Linked DNA regions of Homo sapiens: region 1 is linked to region 2. A link is a loop called in an ENCODE intact Hi-C map of the cell type or tissue named here. Cell type or tissue: psoas muscle. All regions are shown on one strand.

Evidence for each region. A loop is a pair of places that touch in the nucleus more often than their neighbours do. Peaks named below come from ENCODE experiments on the same cell type or tissue, not always from the same donor. Only the 100,000 strongest peaks of a DNase experiment are listed, where the experiment ranks them.
Region 1: it touches region 2 in a loop (2.0-fold over the local background); 13 of 110 quality-filtered maps call a loop at or near these places.

The regions. Positions count from the first base shown.
Region 1 is chr7:42,573,575-42,576,074 of GRCh38, reverse strand. No RefSeq gene overlaps it. Among named protein-coding and RNA genes, the nearest start is that of LINC01448, 130 kb to the left of the region's middle. In psoas muscle, a CTCF peak has its summit at 1,165; no DNase peak of the experiment used is centred here.
Region 2 is chr7:41,976,360-41,978,859 of GRCh38, reverse strand. GLI3 (GLI family zinc finger 3) reads left to right here. Exons shown (of 15, transcript NM_000168.6): 11 at 112-261; 12 at 1,138-1,302. Among named protein-coding and RNA genes, the nearest start is that of GLI3, 260 kb to the left of the region's middle. In psoas muscle, a CTCF peak has its summit at 1,561 (motif pointing left); a DNase peak (open chromatin) is centred at 1,609; H3K27ac peaks cover 1,555 bases.

The DNA.
Region 1 (2,500 bases), 600 kb before region 2:
TGTGGAGCTGGCTACCCATCATCCCTAGCTTTCATTTTACTTCTGTGATGAATTTGAGGAAATTTTACAATGGTCTATAGGTGAAGTATCATTCTTACATATAAGCCATTCCTCCAGAAAGCACATTACACCCATTATAGAGGAAATACTTCTTGAAAATAAAAGGCATAGGGCCCCTTTCTTGGAAGAATCTCTCTATAAATAGTATTAATTTTTTAGCTTAGACTATGAAAGATTAAGTGACGTGATCAAAGTTAGGGAAAGATTGTCTTTCTTTGATTTGGAAAGAGACCTGTATTTTCTCAGCAGCTGGCCTCTCTTTCCCTTAGAGTTTTGGAGCTTGGCCTCAAAATCTCTCTGGTGTGGTGAAAGGGCTTTTGCACTGGTTCTTTGCAAACCTGTAAAGATAAGCATGTGAGCCTAAAGGTCATTACTTCCTGGGGAAGAAAAAAACTCATGGCTTGAGGTTAGGAGGAAGAGCAAACCGAAGGCACATTCTCTTTTCCTTATATTCCTGCTGGCACAAAAGCAATTCTCTGATTCCTATCTACTCTGATTCCCTCAGCTACTTTTAAACAAAGGGAAAAATAATTCTGATGAGAACAAAATATTTATTTCTTCCACTCCAGTGTGGTCAGGGGTAACTCAGAAAGTTGGCTGAAACTTGAGTGCTGAGTGATGGTCTCTAAGCATCATCCAGCTCTGCCAAGTCCCTGGCCCTCGGGGCCACTCTGCCGGAGCTGAGGTTTCCTCTGCACTTCTTATACTGCAGCCCAAGCTCCAAGGGCCAGTGCTTCTTTCTGTTCAAACTTTCTGTTCAACCAAGCTTCACTAAGTAGGCACTCTGCCCTCTACAGCCATCCACCATCTTGGTCACCACATTCCTTGATACCAAAACCTTACCAGAGTCAACACATTGCCAGAATTGCATGACATTTATTGTGTGGCACTGAAGGGAGAGATGCCTCTTTCCCTTTCATTTTTGTGTGTTTATGCCCCTTCAAAGGGATTGCGAAGCAGCACTGTATATGACTGATTTCTTAAAGATACTTCTGTGAAATAACTCAGAATAATTTTGGTTCCTGATTTCATGAGAAAGAAAAGGTAAGTTTGATGAAGTTGTGATTGGAAAACAAATTTCAATAACTGAAACCGAGCTGTACTCAGAAATGCCCCTTGGTGGCAGCCAACACTCTGTTACTGAGGTGAGCCCTGTGTTCCTGACTTGGTCTTGCCCCAAATGAAGTTCTCCAAAGATGCTCCTCAGTCCCCATGAAAGCGGGCTTCTAGAGCTCTCACTTCCCCTGCCTGGATATACCTGAGTCCCATATTCAAGCCAGAATGCTCAATACAAGGTCACCAAATGAAATAGCAAAGATAGCAAAGGTAATATGAAGAGAATACCATTGATATTTTACACATCTTGAGTGACTGGTATTCACAGAGGTACAAGCGTAGTTTCCATTTACCTTCTTCTATGTCAGGGGCTGGAAAAACATTTTCTTTAAAGGAGCAGACGGTAAATATTTTAGGCTTTGCAGGCCATCTGGTTTGTGTCTGAATTACTCAACTCTGCTAGTGTAGCTCAAATCAGCCATAGACAATATGCAAATGAACGAGCATGTTTGTGTTCCAGTAAAGCTTTATTTACCAAAACAGGTGGCAGGCCAGATTTATTCTGCAGGTTGTAGTTTGCCAACCTCTGTTTCATGTGATTGAGGTATTTCAAGATCTTCTATCTTTGAAGTGTAAATGAAATGCTTGTAATTCATTTTGCTGATCTACATATCGAAAAAAAGCATTTGATTGATATTTTCTTTTGTTGTTGTTGTTCTTGGTCTTCCATTTAAATGTTCAGTGCTTTATAATTATGAACTGTTGAAACATGCCTTTAAGGTCTCGAATTGCAGTTAACTTGGGAGCTTGAGATATGAACAGTCTGGGAAATGTTTACTTAACTCAGTCATATTGCCAGAGCTAAGTAGGTATTTCTCAACCGCTCTCCCAAATACAGAAGTTAAACACAGCCTTAATGCTACCTCATGTGCACATGAAAAGACAGAAGAGGTACCTGATTCTTCTAAGACATCTATCAGCTTCTTCACTCCAACCCATTCCCAAGTAGTTTTAAGGCCACGATTATTTCACATCCACTTTCTGTAGCTGAGCCAAGACCATGCTATACACTTGATCTTAGCCAAAAGACTGAGAAGCAATCAAGACTACACTGTACAAACTTTCTCCTACTTTGTTTTCTGCCCTCTCTCCTTTGCTTTTCCATCCCTAGTTCCACCTTTTTGCAATTATGCCTTCAATGAGTGTCTAAAAATCGGCATATGCAAAATTAACATCAGGATTAAGAAAAAGATATGAAGAAATAAATATAGATGCACTATAGTTCCATGTAAGAGGATCTCAAAGTTGGAAAAATATTTCACTTTCTATTTCAAGAATAAGTTAAATATTCTTGCTTTTATTCAACAAACAAGCATGGAACAAC
Region 2 (2,500 bases):
TGTGGTCTTTAGAATTTTTAAGATTGGGGTATTTTCTGCATTTTCTTCTGTCGCCTTCAGAAATGATGAATACGTTTCCATTTGATTTCTCTCTCTTTTTCCAAACCCCAGCATATAAATAACGACCATATTCATGGAGAGAAGAAGGAGTTCGTGTGCAGGTGGCTGGACTGCTCAAGAGAGCAGAAACCCTTCAAAGCCCAGTATATGTTGGTAGTGCATATGAGAAGACACACGGGCGAGAAGCCTCACAAATGCACTGTGAGTACAGAAGTGGGTGGCAGGCACACTTGGGTCCTTCCCCATACTCATAAGAGCTGTGCAAACTGATGACACCAGCTCAGGGGAAGCGTGGTTGGGTGGCAAGAGAAGAGGACTAGAGTATTGTCTGGTGATAAATGCCTCGGTGTTTGAGTGACTGAGTTGGACAGCGCAGCTCTGCACAGTGGCAAGGGGGCAGTGGTGGCTGGCACTGGGAATGAATAGCGGGCCACCCTGCTGGCCGCAGCCCAACAGCTTATGGTACCACGGGGCTTGGAAGGCAAAGGGAAGTGCCAGCTTCCAACTTACAGAGTTGAAGTTGACTTTTAAAACAGCTAATCCCTATACGAGGTTTTAAAGTTTTCCCTTCCTTTCCTAGTGAGTCCTCAGGCATAGGCGTATGGAATGGGAAGGGGGTGCCGCAAGGTTGTGCATTCTTCACTGAGGTGCCCACGAGGCGCACTGGGCACGCTGAGCCCTGGTACTTTACATCTTAAAGGCCCTTTACAAACATGATCAAATTCCATGTCTTTGTATGGACACAAAGCTATATTAATGAACTTTGTGCTGAATCTGAAATCAGTGGGAATTTGAGGAGATCAATGAGCAGATAATGAAACCCATTGTCCACATTGAGCGGTCTATTAAAAAAAAAAACTTCAGGACTTTTACTGGCACTGAAAACTCTTTATCTGGAACTACACCAAGCTACATCTGAATCCCAATAAATGCAGAGTTTAGTGGACTTTTTGTTCCTGGGTTTTGAAAAGCTGCTGACCCTTGAAACATCAGTTTTTCATCAACTTGGAGGGCGTGTTAGGCATAAGCTGCTGTTGCCATTGTGCAGAGTAATCCAGATTTACCTGTTGTCCTCAGTTTGAAGGTTGCACAAAGGCCTACTCGAGACTAGAAAACTTGAAAACACACTTGAGATCTCACACTGGAGAGAAACCATACGTCTGTGAGCACGAAGGTTGCAACAAGGCTTTCTCAAATGCCTCTGATCGCGCCAAACACCAAAACAGAACGCATTCCAATGAGGTAAGCATCCTCAGTGGGCATGGAGCTTGCATAAGGAAACAAAGAACTATCCCGGGGAAGGCACATGGGAAGGCGCAGTGTGTTCTGTTTTGTTTTCCCCTTGGCCATTCCCAGCATGAGGGGCTCTGCCCCTGCAGGTGAAGGCTTGAGCTTCCTAGGTGGGACTGGAAACTGGATCTTATTTGGAGAATAATAAGAGATGAGGAGGAAACTTCTTAAAACCCCTGCGAACTTACTAGTTTCATGTTGTTTTGAACTGCCACCTACTGGTCAAACAGTGGGAGCATTTGACTTGGAATCTGAGCCAGTCACGCTGCCCAAAATAGCAGGAATCCATGCAAAGGATGACCCCATAAGCCCCAAGGATATATTAAGAAGTAGCATGTTGACAGCTGACAGCTTCCTGCTAAGTCATCCACTTTTATTTGCTTCCTCCAAGTGGTATCTTCAAATGGTATTATATCAAAAAAGATTTTTACAGAGCAACCAGCCTTGGCTAAATGCAATTTTCAGACATTCTAAATTCCAAAGGATCTTGGAAAATGGTCTCAGAAACCCAGAATACTTTCTAGGCAGTTACTTAAGAAAACATATTGAGTAAAGCTTCAGGGTGATTCCTGTTGTGTTACTGTTATTTTTAGGTAGCGATCCCCCCTAAATTGTAGAGAGGCATAAGAATAAAAATTATTCCAAATTCATTGCTTACATTTTAGTGAACATCTTCCTACAGACTTCCAATTTGGCCTTGGAGGTCTAGCTCAAATTCTGGCTTGTCTGTGAAATCTTCTCTTGAATGTATTGAGAGATTAACAAAAGGACTCCCCACATTTTGAGTGGAAATAGGATAGCTAACCAGAATTTGTTAACATGAGACATAGTTCAGCACCACAGCGTGTCATCAGTTTGCTTGAAATGTGTTAGAGAAGGAACATCGTGCACACATGAGACCCTGGAGTGGCTGTCATTTCATCTCACCAGTGCAGGTCAAACACATTCATGATCTTTCAGACAGAGAGCTGGGCAGAGAGAATCTTGATAGAAACAAAGTGAGCCATTCTGCTCAGTGGACTTTTGGCTTTAAGGTGGCAAAGATGGTTCTCACCATGTTTTCTTCAGCTGAAACTGACAGAGCAAAAACATCTCTAAAGGGATTAACTGCACTCTGTAAAAAGCACACTCACTCATAAACTCACACATG